5 separate regions of the Mus musculus genome follow, and regions 1, 2, 3 and 4 are each linked to region 5. The links are chromatin loops, found by intact Hi-C in ENCODE. Cell type or tissue: left cerebral cortex. All regions are shown on one strand. Links, peaks and the distances in the headings refer to the core of each region. The heading gives the core; the rest is flanking DNA.

The links. A loop is a pair of places that touch in the nucleus more often than their neighbours do. Peaks named below come from ENCODE experiments on the same cell type or tissue, not always from the same donor. Only the 100,000 strongest peaks of a DNase experiment are listed, where the experiment ranks them.
Region 1: a loop joins it to region 5, with 1.8 times the contacts of the local background. A loop is called at or near these places in 11 of 42 quality-filtered maps.
Region 2: a loop joins it to region 5, with 8 times the contacts of the local background. A loop is called at or near these places in 25 of 42 quality-filtered maps.
Region 3: a loop joins it to region 5, with 2.6 times the contacts of the local background. A loop is called at or near these places in 7 of 42 quality-filtered maps.
Region 4: it touches region 5 in a loop (4-fold over the local background); 25 of 42 quality-filtered maps call a loop at or near these places.

The regions. Positions count from the first base shown.
Region 1 is chr3:81,480,901-81,485,618 of GRCm38, reverse strand. No RefSeq gene overlaps it. Among named protein-coding and RNA genes, the nearest start is that of Gm52636, 150 kb to the left of the region's middle. In left cerebral cortex, for the core only: a CTCF peak has its summit at 2,041; no DNase peak of the experiment used is centred there.
Region 2 is chr3:81,780,946-81,785,663 of GRCm38, reverse strand. No RefSeq gene overlaps it. Among named protein-coding and RNA genes, the nearest start is that of A830029E22Rik, 19 kb to the left of the region's middle. In left cerebral cortex, for the core only: a CTCF peak has its summit at 2,226 (motif pointing right); DNase peaks (open chromatin) are centred at 2,403, 3,072 and 3,410; H3K4me3 peaks cover 475 bases; H3K27ac peaks cover 736 bases.
Region 3 is chr3:80,958,143-80,962,860 of GRCm38, reverse strand. No RefSeq gene overlaps it. Among named protein-coding and RNA genes, the nearest start is that of Gm29808, 31 kb to the left of the region's middle. In left cerebral cortex, for the core only: a CTCF peak has its summit at 4,103; DNase peaks (open chromatin) are centred at 2,659 and 4,077.
Region 4 is chr3:81,770,279-81,774,996 of GRCm38, reverse strand. No RefSeq gene overlaps it. Among named protein-coding and RNA genes, the nearest start is that of A830029E22Rik, 29 kb to the left of the region's middle. In left cerebral cortex, for the core only: no CTCF peak of the experiment used is centred there; no DNase peak of the experiment used is centred there.
Region 5 is chr3:81,037,591-81,042,308 of GRCm38, reverse strand. All of the region lies in intron 1 of Pdgfc (platelet-derived growth factor, C polypeptide), which reads right to left. Among named protein-coding and RNA genes, the nearest start is that of Pdgfc, 3.5 kb to the right of the region's middle. In left cerebral cortex, for the core only: a CTCF peak has its summit at 2,739 (motif pointing left); DNase peaks (open chromatin) are centred at 1,064, 2,795, 3,045 and 4,001; H3K4me3 peaks cover 853 bases; H3K27ac peaks cover 1,703 bases.

The DNA.
Region 1 (4,718 bases), core at 438-4,437, 440 kb before region 5:
GTATATTTTGGATATTAGCCCTCTATCAGATTTAGGATTGGTAAAGATCTCTTTCCAATCTGTGGGTTGCTATTTTGTCCTATTGACAGTGTCCTTTGCCTTACAGAAGTTTTGCAATTTTATGAGATCCCATTTGTCAGTTCTTGATCTTAGAGCATAAGGCGTTGAGTTCTGCTTAGGAAATTTTCCCTGTGCCAATGTGTTCAAGGTTCTTTCCAATTTTTTTCTTCTATTAGATTCACTGTATCTGGTTTTATGTGGAGGTCCTTGATCCATTTTCACTTGATCTTTGTACAAGGAGATAAGAATTTGCATTCTTCTACATGCTGACCACCAGTTGAAACAGCACCATTTGTTGAAAATGCTGTCTTTGTTCCACTGGGTGATTTTGGCTCCCAGGGACTAAACCACCAACCAAAGAGGACACATGAAGAGAACTATGGCTCCAGCTGGATATGTAGCAGAGGATTGCCACATCGGGCATCACTGGGAGGGAAGTCCCTTGATCCTGTGGAGGCTTGATAACCCAGGATTAGGGAATGCTAGGGCCCTGAGGCAAGAATGGGTGAGAGGGTCTGGGAGCACCTTCATGGAGGCAGGGAAGGGGATGGGCATTTGTGGAGGGGAAAATGGGAAGGGGGATAACATTTGAAATGTCAATAAATAAAATAACCAATTATTTTCTAATAGAAAGGAGCAAGGAAAGGGTGTGCAAAGAGCACAGCATAATTAGCATAATTAGCTCCTTGTAGTTAACATTTCAGAAACTCTCCCACCTACCCCATGCTTCTCCTACCTCTCTGATATGTGAATCCTAAGGAGTAATTTTTATAAGAGAGTATTTTCTTTCTTCTAGTTCAATATCTTATGATGTATTTAATGATGCATATATTTCATCAGTAGCAAGCATAAAAGACAGTTACAAAATTTTGCATTTTTATGATATTGGAATGCAAATATACATTTAAGCCATAAAGGAATTGGATCAAAAGCAGTTTTTATGTTAAGCCCACATAAAATGAATGTAAGAACTTGTGCAAATTCCTGGGTCACAATTATTTTATTTATCTTGTGTGGATAATTTTGGATAGTCACCAATACACCTATTCTTCCCTGGCTGCTGTTTTGAGCCCAGAATATAGCAAGTAAGACCAGCTCATTATGAGCACACACCTGAAAATGTGAACAGGTGGAAATTAACTGGCAAGAATCATTTAAGCAAATTAAAATATGCATATGCTAGCGTTCGACATCACAGTGATTCACTGTCCACTGAGCTGCACAGATGGTATTTCATTGAATGTTCAGAAATTCACAGGTATTTGCAATGAACCAGAATCCAAGGGAGGTATGTGTGGACCAGTCTTGAAGGACAGTAAGGTTGATGTTACACAGACAGATGAGAGAGGGTTGAAATGCTAGCCAGGCAACACTGCACTTCCTGGCAGCATAACATTTTCGTCTCTTTTTTAATAACAGAGGCAATATTTCAAATGATCCCACATTCAAGGTCTGAATTTATAATTATTAAATACTACCATTATATTAGGAGTCCTGGAAACCAAGCAATAGATTTTAAAGCCCAAGCCTTTAAGGCAGCGTTTATTGCAAGCACTCAATTAGCCAGAAGATGAAGGAAAAAACTTAACATTCACTGACCCTCAGTTCTCAAGTATAAGAGAAGAGCTTCTCACAGGACTTCTGAAAATGATATAGAATTGTCTTAGATGCTCATGTACAACTGAAGAGATGAGCATACACTTGGTGTTGATTGCTGGTCTGTGCTCTTACTGGAGAAGAAATCCTTTCCAACTCATGGTATAAATTGGTGCAACATATTATGACATACTTTGATACAGTTCCCAACTCCTATCTTAAGCAAGAATATTTGCCACTATTTAATCCTATTACATCCATTCTACTTAATAAAGTTATTTCATCTGTAAGTTATACTCAAACTGGATTTTCGAAGGACCATTTTCCCGTAAGATCAGAGGGGATTGTGACCTGACAGTTCTGCTATTGATAGATCCAGCCACAGGGTGTCATGCTAACAGTACTGACCAGCCTGCCCAGAAGCAGGACTATGGCTGCAGCAATCAAGCAGTGACATAAGCAGTGTCATGGGCAGTGAAGGATAAATAATGAAAGCTCTGACTCTTTGCCAAGCTTAATATTTGATTTGTTTCCTTAGCAAAATGAATCAGTATTTTACTAGATATACTTTGTAATTTTTAGAATGACCTTCAAACTAATATAAAACCCCTAACCTAAAACATCAGGAGTTGCTTCAGTCTTTCCAAGTTCATCAGTCATTGCTTGCCTTTGAGATGATAGAAGAATATACAATACTTGATACCTTTCTATGTCCAGTTTTAAAGGCAAATAAAACAGTTGATAGCTGTAGCTATAGAACTTAATTCCTCCTAAATATCTGATTCCATATATTTAATCAGAGTATTAGATATTCTTTTAGAAGTTTCAGTGAGGATTATGCATGGTGTACGGAACTTACCTTGAATCTGGAAATGCTTTCAACCTTGAGTTAGCAGCCTGAAAACCCAGTTTGGCTGTAATCCCTCCAAACATAGAGCCTAGGCACAACCTGCCTTCTCTCTGATTAGGTCTAACACAGTCGTCTGAAGAAGGGCAGCTTTAACTGTTATAGAGAAATAGGCTGCAAATGACTCCAAAGTACTCCTTGCATTCTCACATTCCCAGGACAAGGTTAATGTGAGGTGACAGACACTTTCAATCTGTCTTCTTTTGTCACTTAAGTCTTTGTCAGAAATCTGAGACAGGAACTCTCTTCTACTTACTTACTTTGAAATGGGAACTTTCCCCTGCTTAATTACAAAGCTTGTTCATCCAGTCACATTATGCAGAAAACAGACCAGCAAATCTGTCTGAGAAAGCTAGAGTTAATCCTTATCACTTCCACAATTTATTTATCAGTGAGTGAGAATTATGAATCATATGACCACATGAATGAGACATAAAGTTCCGATGTGGTTACAGCAATGAAAGAAAAAATTTACACCAGAGGGCACCACATATTGTGATGGTGTTATAGCTACTGCCAGAGATCAGAGGACGATTTCCAGAGTAAGCCATGACAAATGTAGAATGTGATCAGCTAGCAGTGGATCGTCAATCAGGCAGAGAGCTGAGAGAGATCTACTGAGCAGTCATACAAGAAGACACCAGGCAAAGCTCCGGACATGAGGAAGTTCAGGTCGTAGATCCCCAGGAAGGGCAGTGAGGTGCAGGAGCACTGAGGTGGCAGTGCTCCTTAAAGATGCAAGTACGGGATTGTCGTCTTTGAACTTTGGTCTTCTAACGTGAGAGAGCAAGCGAATGTTCAGAGCAAGAACAAGTTTGGGAAGAGAGAAAGAGTCTGATGTGTCTGTGCCCTATTGGCAGTTCAAGGAGGATTACCTTCTGTTTAGAATGTCAAACAATTTCAGTGGGCTCACAGAGATGAGTCACAAAAGGGCAGGCGTGAACTTGGATTGAGGGGTCAATGCTAGATGGATTTAAAGACAGACTTGAGGGATAGGATAGAGAAAAATGCTTTTCTGTCTATGGACACTATGGGGGAGGCAAAGCTTTAATTTCAGAATCTTATTGAATCACGAAATTCTATCCTAAAAGAACAAACAAACAAAAATCAGAAACAACAAGAAGAAATGCTGCATCTTCATGAATCCAAGTATTTAAGTAAAAATCGAGCACAGGTGTTGTGGATTCCCTTCTTAGCCCCAGAGGAGCCTGTAACCAAGCACACCAGCTTGGCAAAGTGGATTTTTCAGATGTGGTCAGCTAAAGCATTCTGCAGTGCAGAAGTTATTGTGAATTATCCCTATGAATTCAACTGAATCCTTAGCAGATTTTCAAAGAGATGTGAGAATTATTCAAAGGACTCAAGGTGGTAGTGAAAAACTTGGGAGATGCTACATGGCTTGTAGGGTAAACGTCCATGAGCTAAGGAAGCTTGGTGACACCAGTGGCTGGAAAAGGGACAGAAAGGTGTCTCCCCGCACCTGAAAAGAAAACAGCATTATTAGGACATTGATTTGGTCCATTTCCTGTTCATCATTTCCAGTATAGTAAAATAAGAATAAAGATCCATCATTTTTCATTTCAACGCCAATATTTCTTTCTTACTGTGACAATAGAAAATAAAGGGCAGAACTCTGAGTGTTCCCAGGTTTTCGTGTGTATCAAACCAGTAGAATGAAATCAACATATTGTCTATTTCTTTGTTTTACCTCTATTAAAGTAATCAATATTTGAAGATAAAATAGCTACCACAGAGCAATTGAGAATTTTTATTATGGACCAACTGAAACTGGAAAACAACAGACTCAGATTTGTTTTGTTTTGGCCTTTCTTATTGAATATTTCCTAACAATAAATTTTTCTGAAGGATTATGTATTTTCCTAATATTGGAAAAATGGGTTTTGTAAATACAGCAGAATGTTAATTTTCTAAAGATAGATATATGTGACCACATAAATTAAATAAATTTAGTTTGAACATTCACAAGATGTTTGAAGACAAAAGGAGAAATATTAAAAATATTCTATTTTGATGAGCATATGTTTCATGTCTGCATTAAAAACATATTTAAAGATCCTACTTCAGAAAGTATTTGGATCTTCTTTTATGCATTTATTTAAATTTACAGACTTTAAAGACAGATTCAGAAAAGAAC
Region 2 (4,718 bases), core at 195-4,194, 740 kb before region 5:
CTGGAAGCTCTCACAAATAAATTAATTCTTACCAATGGAGTGTCACTAGGTATTGAAACTGCTCTTAAGGCCAGGCAACACATGTCACAGTAGATGGCCATCATAGAGCAAACTCAGTGGGATATTTGGCGGTTGGTTCCTTGTCTTCTAATGCTTCCGTACTGTTGTTCTTCTGTTGTTTTGATTTTCTTTACAAACCATTTGTGTAGATACTATGATGTCTAACTTTGGGTTTGTATGAGATTTCTGTGTGTTTAAATGTATGTGTCTCTATGTCTATACGAGTCTATTGAGTCTATTGAGTTTGTTTTTGACTCTTAATACATCATAATTGCACTTTCAGGTAGAACTCTACAAATATCAAACCTTGTGACTTCTGTACCAATATATCATAATATCACATGGAATTTCTTTCCAGATAACTGTTATAAACGAAATACTAAAAACGTAAAAATATATCTTGGTATTTAGATAATTTTTAAGGTCAACCCTGTGAAATTTAATTGGTAGATAACTTCAGATCAATGGAAAGCCTGACTGGTTATGCATTCATGTGAATAGCTCTTGGTCTATTTAGTATCTAGAAACTAGGAAGGTTGTACTTGGTTTTTCCCTTTCGTCCAGACTCTCATGACCTTTCAGTTACCATGTCTAGGCCTTTATTAACCTTAACGATTTGTTTGGGATAGTTGCTTCTCATGGATGTTGGCAAGGGTCTCCACTGTTTGCTAGTGGCAGGGAGCTCAGATTTCTCATTGTCTAATGCTATAATTTTCCAGTTCTTTACCAGGTTCTTGAGGTTTGTGGGTTAGTCGCAAATTTCTCCCAGCTAAGTCCATGTGTTATGAGTTTGGGTTCCAGGTTGGCCTGTTGAGAAATGCTAAAAATAAAATAACAGGGCCTAGCATGATCTCCTGAAGTCACTGACTGCATATGTCTAAGAGTACTGTGGGATTCTCATCTTTCCTTGCTTCCTGTCTTGACCAGAAAGTATTCGAGTCCATAGTGATGCATGACACTCATCCGAGGCTAAGGGCAGTTGAGCCACCCGATATTATATTTGAACCTCCAGAGCAATGTGCTAAAATAAAGATCTCTTCGCTTTTTGATAGGTCCATCTCAAGGTTTGTGCTGTGGTACTTGAAAAGCTAACTAAAACACCAAGTAGCCTCAAAGCACACCGCAGAGCAAGCAAGCTGACTCAGAGTCGGAAAGAGCTCCACCCCAAAGGTACACAGAGTGAAGCACAAGGTAATGGAGTAGAGAATGGCTGAGCATCTTCTTTCGGACGGAAGCTCGGAAGGGGATAGGACTGGGCTCTAACAACACATAAAGATGAATGGTTACAAGACTGTGATAGAAAAGGAGACCTGGAGAACAAGATTTGGATTAGAGGCTTAGCAGAAAAGATTCACAAAAGGGAGCCAGACGAGGAACCACTGGAAATAATATCAAAGATCTTGCGGAAAATACCTACATCTTTAATATGTTTTCTGAGTCTTAATATGGTCCATGGGTTGGATGGCTTTACAGACCCTCTTCCCTCCAAACACATGTTTATTATTCTTAAGATAATTTTCACAGCCTTAAATGATTTTTACTTTTGACTTCAGAGATTGTTTTCCCCCCTGTTTGGAAGTGATAACCCCTGAGAGCCTCTACCTAGTTTTAATCTTACTGACAGGTTATAAGCAATTTCCTATTAAGAATGTTTTTGTTGTGATCATTATTTTTATCATGACTATCATATTATTTCAATATTTTTGTATGGAATTCCTAATGTTTCTAATTGACAGAGCTGTTATTCTACCTCTACAGTGCAGTTTAAATTATAATAACATAAACAGATTATATCTATCTACCTGAAATGCCAAGTGAAATGTCTCATGAACTACAGGCACTTATCTCTTTTTTCACAAGGAATAAATATAGTCGTTCATAGGACAGATAATGACATAAGTTTGAGGTTGACAGAAAAAAGGAGAGTTTATTTGAGGCAGATGTTTGCTATGGAGAAAGTCGCTGGAGAGTCATCAAGGGAACGCTGAATTTCCGACTTACAAATTTGATAGGGCAAGATGACAAGGAAAAATACCATTTCAAAATGGAGGGACTAACTTTACAAATGTGTCAGCCAAGACCCCCTAGTGAGGATCGAGAGAGAACACTGCCAATTTCACTTCCAAACACAAAACAACTCTGTAAACGCCGCAAGATATCTACTTTGCCAATAGAGGGCGCAAGAGACACGCTGAAGAAAAAAAAGGGATTTTTTTTTTTTTTCTTTCTTTCTTCCTCTCTTTTATGCTTTTCCTCTGAGCAGTTTTGCTTTGGCGTTACCCTTCTGGCTTCTGCTGCATTATTCCGTACATGATGTGGGTGTGTGGTGAGAACATGTGGTGGCTTTTTTATCCAGCCACGTACCCAGTGGACGCGGTGACCTCATAGGCTCACATCAAGCCCTATGATCACCTTCAGAAAGTTGTACTTGAAGCGTACTGATACTGAATGCTCCAGGCTTAGAGTCGTTAGCAGCACCAGGACTTCCTCTGTGGCTTTGCTTAATGGGCTGAATGCCCGCACCCAGCAGGCTGGCTCATTTCCTTCCTGTCTGCTGAGTGTGGACCAGCTTCGACCCAGAAACCCCAGTAGCCCCTTCTGCCATCCCGGGAGCTGTAACCACTCCCTCCCAAACAAGCCTCAGGCCTAATGGAACAGGGGATTTTCCTGACCAAGTTTGCCCTTCCTGTGGGCAGCCCAACGTCCTTTAAATGCTATCACTACATCTTTAGAGTTATTCCTCATAGCTTATTGTCTCCGTAATATCGAGTTTCTCCAGTGAAATCTACTCTGCTCTATCTGTTTCCCAATGAGATCAAGGATGAGACAAGAATTCATAATTTAAAGAGCCTTTATTTGCTATACATCTCTGAATCGCAAGGAACTAAACCAGGGGCCTCATGTAGCTTACCATGTGATGTGATAGTTTGGGGACTAGGGAGAAGACATGTCACTACAGTCACTATGACCCATTAGAATAAAACTATGCGGACTGCGCCAGGAGAGGGCCTTCTGTTCACAGTTCTTTACTTGTTTGGCATTTCCTTGTACTCATAAACCTGTTGCTGACAATCATTTGATCAGTTTAATTATCTAGAAATTACTTAGTAAAGGGACTGAGAAAGTACATCCAGAGTTCTGAAAAACTGTATATCCAGAGAAGAGTTAGTAATGAGCTCAGAGCAGAGACCATTGGCTGGCCTTCCAGGGGAGGTTGCCCCGTTTCTAGTGTTTGCCAGTTTTGCTAATATAGCTTCTCTGGTGAAGCTTACTGTTGTTGGAAACGAACAGGCACAACGTTGAATACAGTGTTAAGACTGCATCCTTGTATAGAACTTTTGATGTGTGAATCCCACACACAGAAATAACTCGAAGAACAGATGGTAGCCAAAAAACACAATCACGCAAAACTTAACGTTTCCCATGAGTGATGCTTCTGATTCAAATATGTGTACCTATGAGTTTGTATAATTCGCTTTTTAATAACGTCTGTGTTTCCAGCGGACATTTCCTTCTTCCTTCCTTCCTTCCTTCCTTCCTTCCTTCCTTCCTTCCTTCCTTCCTTCCTCCCTCCCTCCCTCCCTCCCTCCCTCCCTCCCTCCTTCTTTCTTTCTTTCTTTCTTTCTTTCTTTCTTTCTTTCTTTCTTTCTTTGTTTCTTTTTCGAGACAGGGTTTCTCTGCGTAGCCCTGGCTGTCCTGGAACTCACTTTGTAGACCAGGCTGGCCTGGAACTCAGAAATCTGCCTGCCTCTGCCTCCTGAGTGCTGGGATTAAAGACGTGTGACACCATGCCCAGCAGTCCAGCTGACATTTCCAACCCAGAAGCTATAACTAATTGATAACCACTCATAATGAAAATTAGTTGTCTCCAAAGGTGTCTAATTGGGCATACAAACCACTTTTAAGGCCAGGCCAAATCCCATTGTAGTTTTGGAGGGTTTTTGTTATTGTTGTTGTTGTTTGGATTTGGTTTTGTTTCTCCATGTGTCTGAGCATTTTATTTTTCATTTTTCTTTCTTTCTTTTTCCCTTTCCTTGTAGGCATTTTGTTTATATAACTTGGTATCTGATTTTGTGTTTTTATGAGATTTCTGTGTTTGCCAGTGTGTTTGTCTCTACATCAATATATGTTTCTTTTGAGTTTTCTTTGTTCTTCTTGTGAATTTTTCTTGTGTTTGTTTTTGTTCAGGTTATTGTTGTTATTTTAATGCTAATTTATTTTCTATTGAGAGGGAGCAAGAAAGGATGTGGATGTGGGTAGGTAGGGATATAGGGAGGATCTGGGACTGTTTGGAGAAGGAAAACCATAATTAGGATATATTACATGAAAATAACAAAAATATTTTCAGTAGAAAGAAAAAATAAGACTCGAGCCCCGAGGTACCTTGCCAGCGGACTTGCCCAACACCCGCAAGGGCCCACACAGGATTCCCCATGGGATCCTAAGACCTCTGGTGAGTGGAACACAGCGCCTGCCCCAATCCAATCACGCGGAACCTGAGACCGCGGGAAATAGGGTGGCAGACTACCTGGGGCCTGACCTGGGGCACAAGCCCCTTCCACTCCACTCCAGCCCCGAGGTACCTTGCCAGCGGACTCGCCTGACACCCGCACGGGCCCACACAGGATTCCACACGGGATCATAAGACCTCTGGTGAG
Region 3 (4,718 bases), core at 422-4,421, 80 kb after region 5:
AATATCTGCATCTGACTCTTTCAGCTGCTTGTTGGGTCTTTCAGAGGGCAGTCGTGATAGATCCCTTTTTGTGAGCACTCCATAGTCTCAGTAATAGTGTCAGGCGTTGGGACCTTCTCTTGAGCTTAATTCCACTTTGAGCCTGTTACTGGACTTTCTTTTCCTCAGGCTCCTCTCCATTTCCATCCCTGTTATTCTTTCAGACAGGAACAATTATGAATCAGAGATGTGACTGTGGGATGGCAACCCCATCCCTCACTTGATGTCCTGTCTTCCTGCTGGAGGTGGGCTCTATAAGTTCACTCTCCCTACTGTCCAGCATTTTATCTAAGGTCCCTCCCTTTGAGTCCTGGGAGTCTCTCACCTCCTAGGTCTCTGGTGCATTCTGCAGGGTCCCTCCAACCTCCTATTTCCTAAGGTTGCTTATTTACATTCTTTCTGCTGACCTTCAGGGCTTCAGTCTTTTTCTCTCAAGCAATATCAGATCAGGTTCCCTTCTCCAAATCCTTTATTATTTAAATTATGCAGTGTCCCAAACCAAAGTCAACATCACAATAAAAATATATTTTAAAGGAAAAAAAGAGAAAGAAAGAATGTACAATTGGGTGGGTCGGGATTTGGACATCAGAGAGGAGTTGGGGAAGGGAAAAGAATATAATCAAAATATACTGATAAAGAACTGAATAGATAAAACTTTCAAATATTAAATAAGGTTTTTTTTGTTGCTTTTGTTTTGTTTTGTTTTGTTTTGTTTTGTTTTAACGTATACTGGTTACTCTACCCTGCACTAACGTACTGGAACTTCCTAACCTTATCTTTGAGTTTAGGACCTAATAAGCTTTACCCATTTCTTCCTTTGCTGGATAAATACTTTAAATACAGCATTTTACCACTAGTTTTATGCATTATATTAATAAAATGTAACAGACCCTTCAAGGATAATTTGACTAGGTTCTACTGTGCACATTGACTTTATTCATTTGTTGCAGGAAAGCTTTCTCTTCTGGATAATGAGCACAAGCCCCTGTTCCCTGTTCGCTCTCCTCTTCCTTTCCTCCCTCACCCACAAGCTTGCATACACTGACACTAGAATCCAGTTGTGGTAAGAGGTGTGCTTTCTCACAACTGACTATATTTTTATTTTATTTTATTTTACTTTATTTTTTATTAGATGTTTTCTTCATTTACATTTCAAATGCTATCCCCTTTCCTAGTTTCCTCTCTGAAAATCCCCTATGCCCTCCCCACCCCCCTGCTCCCCAACCCATCCACTCCCACTTCCTGGCCCTGGCACTGCCCTATACTGGGGCATAGAATCTTTGCAAGACCAAGGGCCTCTCTCCCATTGATGGCCAACTAGGCCATCCTCTGCTACATAGGCAGCTAGAGACAGGTGCTCTGGGGGTACTGGCTAGTTCATATTGTTGTTCCTCCTATGGGGCTGCAGACTCCTTCAGCTCCTTGGGTACTTTCTCTAGCTTCTTCATTGGGGACTCTGTGTTCCATTCAATAGATGACTGTGAGCATCCACAATTGACTATTTTAACAGCTATTATTTTATTTTTCTCATTAGTGCTGGGATTAGGTGGAAAGCCTCCTGAATATTAGACAAGTATTCTGCTCTAGGCTAACTCCTCAGCTCTCAGCATTGACCATTTTTAGAGAACTTGATTTCAGCATTCTTCCACCATTCTCTGTTTCTCAAATCAAAGAATATTGAATTTAATTGTATAAAGTTCAGAATAGAGAAACAAAAAGTCCAGATTTCTTTCTGGTATGAGTGAGCAAGCGATCTGAGGTAGGAAGTATTAATACAGGATCTGCTTCCCACGTCTTGGAAAAACACTGAGACAAACCACAGAAAGAAATAGGAGGAATTAGCTACCATCCTCAATGCTGCAAACAATTGGAAGAGATCAGAATAACCAGAGATTCAAAGAGACGACAAGGCAGGACACTTCATGACTGCCATTTGTATCATTGAGCAGAAGCAGGAAGTAGAAAAAGCTGAATGATGAAACCTGCTACAGTTCTCAGTGTTGGTGGCAGAGGAGAGTCACAAGTCTGTCCTACTTCCTAGACTCCCTTTGGATTCTTCATAGGTGGACGTCATTCGAAGCTAGTGAGCAGGAAATCCTAGCTAAATAATTTGCTGACTCTCAATTCCACTTCCACAAGACCCTTTGTTGAAGTGCTAATTTGGAGCTCACTGAAGGGTAAAAATATACCATACCCACAAAGGAGTAATTGGCAATGTATATTAACTGTATTATTTAAATTTCACATCAAATTGATGTGTGAAGTGTAGAGACAGCGTTGTATGGAGAAAAAAAGGACCTTATAATTTACAACCATTAACTAGTTGTTAATTTAATTTTGATCATTGATTTTGGATGAATCTCTTTAAAAATTGCCTAAGCTCCACATTACTTATTGTGGTGCTTATTTAATGACTGCCAATAAAATTTAAGCTTCCTGGCTATACTTGATTCTGTGACTTTTAGATGAGCAAATTGAATTTATTTTGTTTTTAAAACAGTGCAATATGCTTTAAAATTTACAGACAGAAGCTTAGGAAACAACCAGGGATATTCAGGAATGTTGGATCAATCTGTTTGCTTTCAGACATGAAAGCCAAGGCTTTCTTTAGTAGTAGCACATTGTAGGAGGACACTGTTTTCAAAGGAGTTGTTTTATAGCACATTGTAGGAGGATATCTTTGCAGTAGATTGTTCTTATAGCACACTGTAGGAAGAGTGTTTTCAATGGAGTTGTTCTTATAGCACATTGTAGGAAGAAGTGTTTTTTTGTTTTTGTTTTTTTTTTTCATTGAGTGGTTCTTATAGAACTTGTAGGAGGACATAGAATTGTTTTTTGTCTTGAACAGAATTATTGCATTTTTACTCAAGTGGGAGAAAAACATAATTACTTTTTCCCAGGATCAGAAGAACATTGTGAAAATCAGAAGAACATTGTGACCTATTGTCTCAAAGATGCTTTTTTCCATTAGAGTTATGATATATTTAGAAAACTACACAGTAGTTATTAAAGAACTCAGTTTTGAAACTACTGAATAACTAGCACATGCGTAGGGGTTGGGCGTCAGGTATATTGGCATCTGGAAATCTCAGCATTTTTCTGGAATGTTCAAAGAAGAGTCAAAATGACATTAACAAAAATGCTGGATTCTGAAACAAAATAAAATTGTAGTAAAGGAATAAAAATATTGGAAGTTGTGACTACGGACACAGACAAGAAAGACCTGAGGCTAACACTAAACTGCAACGCTATGATTCTGGAATTTATTAAGCAGAACAATGTGCAGAACATTTGGAAGCAATCTGTGTGCTACATTATGCATTCACTAGCTAGTTATTTGGATATTGTGGCACTTTTGGTCACTGCATTTTTGAAAAGATATAGACAAACTGAAATTGATCGAGGAAGGACAAGAACAATAAGAGGTAAAGCCCCGAGGAACAGTCTGGTTGCTATGATTGGATGCATGAGCATTTTTCTAATATTAGAATCAATTAATACTTCCCCCTTGGCAATGCTACCTAGAATAAAAAGGGGTTTAATAAAACAACCTTTTATATGTTTTTGATTCTGCCTTTGTTTTGCTGTGATGGAAATGCTAGAAAGTCATCTATGGAATCCCTGGGAGGATAAGTCTCCCAGAAATTGGAAAGCAGGTTCCCAGATCATTCTGAACAAATTATTCTCCCTAGTAGCAAATGGAATCCATAGGTATTTTCTGTGTTTGGCTGGTATTAGAAACCAAATAAATGGTTAGTTATCTCTTACCACGGTAAACAGTAAAAAGAGATATCCAAGACTCCCAGAGTCTTGAGAAATACAAGAGCTAACTAAATCTACATAGGCCTATAATAGTGTTTCTCATCTGCCAAGACACTGCTGGGAATATTTCTCGAACAGTGCTAGCAGAGTCTGGGCCATGGCTGCCAACAGCTATGGTTAATAGCAACCAGTAGCAAGACTTCAAAATCCCTGCAATGTTGATTTCAAAATGCCACCCTTCTTAGGAGGTGCAAGGCTCAGTGGCTATGGCTGTCCAGTTGTCAACAGAGACACCATGTGGTAGGGAGAGGCAATGGCAGCCAAGATAATGAAATCAGCTGTCCCAATGGTAGGACACATAGAAAACAGGGTTTCTCTTGTAATCAGGATATTTTGTACTGAACTAGAGATATAATTGCATTCAGAGTCCAAGGTAGAAGTGTAGCACAGAAAAGAACAACTACATTAAGAATATATTTTAAAAACGAAAGGAATGGCTTAAATTCAAGTTGAAAACACAATAATTTATATAAATTACTCATAAAAAACACTCCTAATATATCTAGATTAAATCAAAGCTTTCCATTTTCAACTTTTCCACTCCCATGGCAATAGAAACATCTACTTAGAATTAATCATAACTGAAATATTGTATTTATTGCTGTATTGCTGGAAAATCTGTCTCCCCTTCAAAATGTGAATTCTATAAGAACACACATTTCTTACCTTGTTCCATTACCATAAACTCAGGTCAAAGGGTTCCTAACATGCTTTGGATACATCGTTTGGTACATAGACATATCCAATAATTATTCAGAGACTACAGGACAAACATTATCCAGTTTAACGGGAAAAATTAAATATAGTATCCAAATCCCTTCCTACAATGAAAATCCCAACCCCCAATATACAATTGC
Region 4 (4,718 bases), core at 315-4,314, 730 kb before region 5:
GCCCCAGTACAGGGGAACGCCAGGGCCAAAAAGGGGGAGTGGGTGGTTAGGGTATTGGGGGTGGGTGGGTATGGGGGACTTTTGGCATAGCATTGGAAATGTAAATGAGCTAAATACCTAATAAAAAATGGGAAAAAAAAAAGAAAAAGAAACACATAAAAAAAAAAATAAAAGTCTGTGTTTAATAATGGGTTATTAGAAGTTGTAGCTGGCCAAGGACACAATGTGATTTTGGGGACATTCTAAAGGAAATAAAGGAGGTAGTTCAGTATACTGTTTGCCCTTTAGGAAAGAAGAGAGTGAGATTTAGGAGCTACCAACCAGGATAGGACACCAGAAATCACCTGAGAAAGAGACCAGTAGCCTCAGCGAGCCATCTTGGCTATGAGCAGTGTATTCTGTGCAGAGAAGGCAGAGAAGGAACACAGAAGCGTAAGGCCAGGGAGCCTTCAACCCAGAAGTTCCTGCTGCCAGCATTAAAAAGCACACAGAGAAACTACATACGATCCTCAATTGCCATGTATAATACATGAAGACGCTCACATATTATCTCAAAAAGTAGTCCTACAAAAAAAAAGCATTGCTCTTATCTTTACATCAACAATTATGCACACATCCTATGTGAGGCCTAGGAGGTACACTTAATATGCACAATGCTTTAAGAACTATTAAGCTGAGGAAGGAAGAGGTGTGGGGTGAAAATTTAGTCTAGTGACTCTTTCAGTGTATTATGTTCAGCTCTCCATGCAGAAGTCCTCGAGGTAGGAAGTGAGAAGCAATGCTGGTGTGTGTGTGTGTGTGTGTGTGTGTGTGTGTGTGTGTGTGTGTGTGTGGTGTGTGTACGGGAGTTCTGACCTCACTTTAGACAGGTGTGGCCAGAAGACTAGGATGGGAGAAGGTTTATCCACCTATCTGTGGTGCTTACTTTATTCACCTTTTCAGCCCAAGAAAAGACATTTTATCCTTTATTTGTCCATGGTAAAGAATCTCTGGAGGAGATATTTTGATTTCCTTTCTTTCTTTTTTTATTGGATATTTTCTTGATTTACATATCAAATGTTATCTCTTTTCCCAGTTTCCTTTCCTCCCAGAAACACCCTATCTTATCCTCCCTCCCCATGCTTATCTGAGGGTGTTCCTCCACCCACCCACCCATTCCCACCTCCCCAACCTCAGTTCCCCTACACTGGGGCATCTATCCAGCCTTCATAGGACCAAAAACCTCTCTTCCCATTGATGCATGACAAGGCCATTCTCTGCTACATATGCAGATATAGCCATGTGTACTCCTTTGTTGATTACTTAGTTCCTAGGAGTTCTGGGGGGTCTGGTTGGTTGATATTGTTGTTCTTCCTATGGAGTTGCAAACCCTTCAACTCCTTCAGTTCTTTCTCTAACTCCTCTATTAGGAACCGTGTGCTCAGTCCAATGGTTGACTGCTAACATCTGCCTCTATATTTGTAAGGCTCTGGCAGGGCCTCTCAGGAGACACTCATATCAGGCTCATTTCAGCATGCACTTCGATTTTTTTCTTAATCCTTTGTCAACACGAATGACCATTATGGTGGAAAGTGTGGACAGTATGGCCTATCACACTTGCACTGGGCTTATATTTGGTTAGATTATTTAAAATTAATCATTCAATGACATTTTATCTGTTTTTGTTTGATGATGTAATTGTCATCTATAACACACAAGAGTCTTATGTTATAGTTTGAACTCTTCATGAATTATATAATATCTCAAGAAAATCTTCCTCTCCCTGTCTTTTTTTAATGAAAAGTGATGAGTCAGCAAACTTGAGGCTAAAGCAGGAAGGTAGTGAATTTGAGGCCAGAATAGACTATATTGCAAGCTGACTCTCTATCCATTTCTCTCCCCTGTCTATATCACACACACACACACACACACACACACACACACACACACACACATACACTTCTATATGATTATTAGTAGTTTTCAAATGATAATTTTTCCTTATCAAGATATAAATATGTCACAAATGAGATTTTTAGGCAAATATTGTGAATGTTCTATGAAAAAAATCACTACATCTTCTCTCCACTTGCCCTTGGTTTTGCCTTTTAATGGATAAAAAGAGGAAGATAGGTCTTTGGTATTTTTTTTTAATGTCACCAGAATGGCCTAGAAAGAAAGAAGCAGATCTCGCCATAGTAAAACCCAGAAATGTCTTGAGTTTTAGCTACCCAGATTCACTAGCAGACAGGTAATTTATTTTAAATTATCTACCTATATCCTTTTTTGTTATTATAATGCAGATTGACAATTGCGGAATAGATTTTTTTCACAGAAAATTCATGCCCAAGAACATGTCATGTGACTTATTTACATATTGATCAGGAAAAATTAACCATTGAAAAACTACTACCAGTCATAGAACTTGCCCCTCATGTCCTAATAATCTCCCAAGGGTCCTTCTTCAAATACTAATACATTAGGGGATTACAATTCCAACATAAAAATGTTAGACAGACAGAAATATGTAGTCTATAATATCCTCTCTCTTGTTTCCTACAATATCCCTGTGTCTTGTATGAAAACTATTCTTTCCCGTGTTGCCCGACTCACTCCAGCCTATGGTCTCAGGTCTATATTCACAAAGCATTTAAATTACTTAGCATAGAACCAGGGATGAAATGCATCCTGTGAGGAATCCTTCCCAGGTAAGAATGATGAAGACAGAGGAGGTCTATGCTTCCAAATATAGTTGTGTGTTGCAGGATACATGATCACCCTGTGATCCAAAAATAGCATTATTTACTACAAAAACTTGTTGTTAGTTGTGGTGCAGCTCAGCCTTAGCACACATTTTTAACCCTAGACGTTTCTGTTTGAGTATTTTAAACAGGAGTAAACAAAGTCACCTATAGGTCAAGAGGAGAGAAATCACCCGGCTGGTCTTCCTCATCAGCTCACAGCCCAGAAACAAAGCCCTACTCTCAAGGCATCTCAGAAACCTCCTTCAAACTGCATGTTCCCCATTCTACTTCCTGTCCTCCTGACTCCCTCTTACTCTCTATGTTTTTAATTGTAATAATCCTATGTTCGCTTCCTGTCAACTGGTTACTGCTCCAACTGGTTGCTATCAAATGGTTGATTTTATTTATTCCTCTTTACAATATTCAAACAGAAAACTCTCAGATTAAAGGTATGTCCTAAAGTTGAGCCATACCATAACTAATAACAGGCTTTTCCAGTAAATAACACAATCTCAGGATTCACAGTGTGATCAAATATACTGCAACTGTTGTGGGTAGCTGTAGGATAGAATCAATCCTATTCCAAAAGGGGAAAATTAAAAGAAAAAGAAAAAAAAAGAAAGATTGTGTCTCAAGGAAGTCTAAAACTTGATAGGCTAATGTCATTCTACTTTTGAACTGTAAGCCTTCAGAATAACCCTTTGTTCTGATGCTCTGCCTCCAAGACCCAAATGAAAGGATTTATGTAAGTACCCAGCTTGGAAACCACCACCCCCCACCCCCTACCACCTGCACTCCCAAGTCTCTGCTGTCCCTTTGCTAAGCTGTTCTGTTGGGTTGAGAAGCCATGCTCACTGAGCTCTCAGGATAGTACCACATCTCTGCTTCCACATGGTGTGATCCTGGAAAACCAAAGCAGATGCAGGCATTAGTCACACAACCTGTGCGTTCTTGACCTGTGATGACTATAGCATCCTTAAGGACCCTTGCCTCATTTTCAGGCTACTTTTCCACAGTTAACTAACACATTTAATGTATTCATTCCTTTGCTTATTTTAAATGGTGCTAGTAATCAAACTTAAGGCTTCATGCATGCTGAACAACTGTTCTACCAGTGACTTGTGCATTATATTCCACCGTTTTAAACATAGTGCCTGACTTCTTTTGAGGTATCTGTTTCCTCTTAATTCATTTATCAAATGGCCACTTAGCCACAGCTCAGTGTTATCTTCCTCCTCTTCCTCCTTCCTCCTCCCCCCTCCTCCTCTTCTTGTAATATGAATGGAATGAGAGTTTTCTACAGTTTTAACTTTTGTCTTTGCTTAACACATGCATTTTAAGTAATGTCTCTCTTACCGTGAGCTTTCAGTATGAACCCCTAGTACAAGCCAAGCTTCATCTTCAATAATTTTATTAGACTATCTTCAATTAAATATTCACTTTCATCAGTCTGAACAACTACATTCCACAAAGTACTAGAATATTGATTCAGGTTGTCACTGTACCATAAGGATTGCCACTCTGTGAGAGTCTAATAGACAGTACCTCATTTTCTCTTGAGACATCACCAAAACGCCCTTTACCACCCATATTTCTATCAACTTTCTCACAGTGTTTAAGTGTTCTCTACATTGCTCTCTCTGTGAGTGTGTGTTGTGTGTGTTTGTGTGTGTGTGTGTGTGTGTGTGTGTGTGAGAGAGAGAGAGAGAGAGAGAGAGAGAGAGAGAGACAGAGACAGAGACAGAGACAGAGAGACAGAGGCAGAGACAGAGACATGTATTTACATGTGTGTGGGTATGCTCACCCGTGTAAAGGTGTGTGTATCTTCATGTGTGTAACCACCTTCTAGACTGTGGGCAGATATTTGTGTGCATGCACATATGTGTGGAGGTCAGAGGGCAACCTCTGGTTGTTTCTCAGGTTCAACCTGTGATTTCTTGAGGCAATGTGTTTCCATTGTCCTGAACTATTGTCCTGAAACTTGATATTAAACTT
Region 5 (4,718 bases), core at 282-4,281:
GTATTTTCCAGGGGCTCAGACAGATAACTAAGCCACTGGTGTGTCCATGTCTGCCTCCATCTCTTCCAAGCACAATCCTTTAAAGGGGAAGCCCAAAGGTTGCAAGTAGGTGACGGGCAACCAAAAGAAACCACACCCCTTCATTTTAGGTCCCTCCTGTAAGCTTACCTACAATCTCTGCTAGTTGTCCACAGTGTCAGAAAGCTTTACTGTTGGTATGATAGAGACACTGACCGCTCAGCTCTGAGACCCAGAGTTGAAGGAGCTTTTCCTAGACTTGGGTCTGTGTCAGGCAGCTTTGAATGGCTAGACCCTTTGTGCTGTTGGAAGAGACGACTCAGTACAAACATTTTCCCATTTTAACATTATAGCATAAGTACTAGGGCACATCAACAGGAGATTAACCTCTAGATAGATTCATAGGAGAAAGGAAAGGATAGTGTTTTACCCATAGTTGAAGCCAGATGTGGAAATAAATATACAGCACAGATTGTTTAATAAATGAATGGGAAATTACACAAAAATACTGAGATATTCTGGCTACAGACAACAGTTTCAAATAAATGACTAAAAACATTAAAATGAGAATAATCTAATGAAGGAACTTCAATTATGACATGGTATTTGGACTGACACTAACACAAAGCTATGTGGACAATTTTAGTGGTCTTGGAAATATTTGATTTGTGGGTGCTTTATATAAATTAATATACATCAGATTATCATAATTTCATGTAAGAAATATGGAACTAATAATATTAACACTACAGACATTGCAAGCACAAGGTAGAAGTGAGTGTAAGACAGATAAAGAGATTTCAAAGAGGTAAAAAAGACAAGACATGGGCATTGCTTAGCTGACTGAGAAAGCTATGCCAGTCTTCTGTATCAGTCAAGCTTGAACTACTGAAAAAGCTCAGTTCCCATCCCAGCATCTGTTTAGAAGGACTTAACACATTCCATGCCCACCTACAAAGCTTCTACAGGGCTTTTATCCTCTGTGAATACCTTTTAAATTGAATGTAACATATGTCTGATTGGGTATAGACTACTGCAGTTGGTACAGGACTTCCAAAACCCAGCTATTGGAAGGAAAGGACCGCACTCATCATTACATAATTGTTCTTTCCTTATTCAGCTGCCTCAGCTCTCTCATACAGAACAGAGCCATAGGAGGAAGTTTCTTCATAAAGAACAAAAATATATGTTTCAAAGGTCATACTCTAAAACTTAAGGACTGCCTTGCAGGAAAGTCCTTGGAGTCCCCAGTCAGAGCCTGTGTACTGTTGAGCATCTTTAAAGACTCTGGTCAGTTTGTTCACAAAAGAGCTTCCAAGTTCTTATCTAAAGGGTAAAATGTGGGCTCTGTTTGATTACCTGCAGGCTTGTGGCAGCAGTGTGAAGAGCTAGCACTAAAAGAGGGACCAAACATTCAAAAGCATTTCTAGTGAACCCATCTCCCCAAGGGAAGTTGCCCAAAGAACCATGAAACCTTCCCTTAGGAAAGGGCATACACTGTAACTGTTGCTCATAAATGAGCCCTAATAAAGACAAAGTCTAAGACAAAAACCCAAGGTGTTTCGGGAGAATAAGGACAGCAAAACAAACAAACAAACAAACAAACAAACAAAACAAAAACAAAAACAAAAACAAAAAACAGATTAGGGGTCAGTTAAAATGACTTACGTAAGACAAGTGAAACATAGCTCCACAGATAGCTTTGTAGTTGGTATCTATTTGCTACATCTGATGTGCAAACTGAGCCTTTCTTCTTGCGGCTTCTGAATATCTATGTAATTCCTCCTTATTGGAACTCAATAGAAGAACTCTAGCACCTCATAGTAGGCATTGTTATCTGGAGCTAGTGCTTTGCCAACATGAAGTATTTCCTCCCTGTGTTTAACAACCAGATGTCCTCCAAGTAGGTAAAAGTTATTTTTCAACTCATTTCCTCAAGGAAAATCTAGGAAGCCTGGCTTCATATTGGAGCCATCGGGGTATGGAATAACAATGGGATTGAAGAAGAGCTGGGGTAATTTTCACTGGGATAGTGCTTATCTAATACTTGTGAGGCCTGAGTTTCATCACTGACATTGGGAAGAAAAGATAAAAGTATGCTACATTCAAATAGCAAGAACAACAATCTAGTAGCTAGTAACTGGGCAAATGGTCCTATTCCCTAATTTTGAGTCATGTATATATGCTCCATTCCAAGGGTGCATATTTAGCTCCACTATGGGACAAACATAGCATCCAATTTCCACTGATGACATCAAATTGTTAAAGAAACTAATCAGCCCTAGTCATAGAGAGGAGGGGGAACTTGAAAACAGAACCAACCTCTTATGATCACAAATCCAGATCGATTTGGACACTTTGTGGTTGGCCCTTAGAAGGCCTTTATGTGAATCAAGTTGACCCCTGGCATTGTCTAAGGGAACTAACTGTTGAGAAGGTCATGCCTACAGAACCAGAGGATCATCAACACAAAGAGCAACAGGGCAATCAAAACTCAAGCACAACCAAATATGAGGGTGGAAACTAGCCAATGTAAGGAAGTGACACTTTGGGAAGTCAAAAAAAAAAAAAAAAAGTCAAAAGAAGTGGCTGCTATTCCAAGAAATCTGGTCACATTCCAGAGTGCTCTTCTTCCAAGCCCACCTGTTATTCTCAAACCCTGAAACCCTATGTCTAAAAGTCAACCTGAGAATGTGCAGAAAATAGCTCTATATTGCCCCCTAGTGTTAGCTAGCACTACCTCTCTTACTTTGAAAACTATTAAGGTGAGTAGTTCCTCTCCTCTCTACTTCCTGCTGCCAACCCTCCAAAGAGCTAAACATAGCCAGATCCTCTGCCCACAGATTAGGAAATGAGGAGACTATTTTTAGCATCATGCATCTTAGGAATGAGAATGGCCCAGCATCAGATGGCACCAGAATGTGTGTGGCCTGGCTTAGTGAACTCCCATCTTCTGGGGATGTGAAGCTACCCAAGTAGCTAGCTAGCTGCAGCCAGCAGAAAGCTCTGGCGCTCATTGCAAAGTGATGATAGCATGTAGATCATGAGAAGGGACTGCAAGGAAAAAGCAAAAGGATACAAAAGTAGCAAGGAGAACGAGGGATGCTGGGACCCAGCCACAGGAGATGAGGGACCAGAAATAGAAAGGAGCACTCACTGTGCAGCGATAAGTTGAAGCTGGGTTGCTATGGAGATTTAGTAAGAAGCAATATTTTAAACTAGACATTTATTTTGTGTTAGAAAGGACAAAGGTTGGTTGGATTTGCTTCCTGCCTGGGTATAGCTGGTGTTGTGGCTCCTTTGATCTCTCAGGTCTCTGCAGGCCCTATGATTATAGATAGATCACTAGGCTGCCCTTTGATCAGCAGTTCAAGAGCCTTAAGGTGCCACATGCCATCACATTAGCCAGAGGTAAGGAGCAAGCATACCAAGAAACACCATGCTATTACCCTGGCCCAGCAATGCATAGGAATGATGAAGAGAACATATGTATTTTTGGACTTTGTTTTAAGATGTGTCCTTTATAGAGTTGAAATCCAGATGTGAAGCCTTGAAGCAATATATATATATATATACATATATATGTATATATGTATATATATATCACTCCATCCTCATTTCCCAACTGTCTCTGGCAGTCATCTTACCTGGCTAGTGAAATTGCATTGTAAATAGATAACAAAGTAGGAAAAACATGTATATTTCCCTCTTAAATAGCAGCGAGAACCTCCCCTTGTATTGTAAACAGGGTATTTAATATTCCAGTTTTAGGATGCCTACATTAGCATTGTGGTTTCATGTGTGGTATAAAATTTCTATTTACAAAAGAGTCTCAAAAAATGGCTTTATAGTGGTAGATCAAGAGCAAAGGAGTTTAGAAATTGAATGCTGTGAATCATATGGGGTTCAGAGGCTAAGCAAATTACACCCCCGAAGCTTCCCTGGACTTATGAAAGAGGCTTTTCTCCAGCTCTGTGCAATCCCAGCCCAGGGGAACTCGCATCTGAAAGTTTTCTAAACATTTCAGGTACACTTGAAAGCTGAAAGTAATTCTCATTTCCTATGCAGGATTAGATCGCTTCCAACACACACAAAATAGTCATTCATGAACATACAAAAAAATACACCACCAAAAGGTGAGGGTTTCGGGGCACAAAGGCACGTTTTAAAAAAAAAAAAAAAGTTCAAGAGAAAAACCATAACCAATTCCTTTGAAAATGTCCAAGTGGCCTCTTGACCTCTGTATTTCTCACCTAATTCTTTATTGGTGCCTGCCTTCCCATAATACAGTGTTTCGATTAAGGAATTTAATACCTTTCCTGAATTCTCCATTCTTAACACCCCCCCCCATACCTGCTTAAAGTCAAACTTGCCACGACTCATTCATTTTGGGATTTCTTCTTAAAGGCAGTTCTTTTACTTGTAACTCTGGCCATATGCCACCTAGCAATGTGGTCACAGTTGACTTTTCCAATCCTTTCCATAGCCCATGCGTCCTCTCCACTCTGAGGTTGCGGGGCACTTCCCGCTCCCTCTACTCAGTGAGCTTCGGAAGTTGCAAACTGCCGAAATCTGCCCCCACCCCAGAAAGTGCACGCGGACTCAGGAAACTCCCATCTGCAGCGCCAGAGACCCGACCATCAGCTCCACGACTGGAGGACCCCACATGCCACCGCACAATGCCAACCCGAACGCACAGC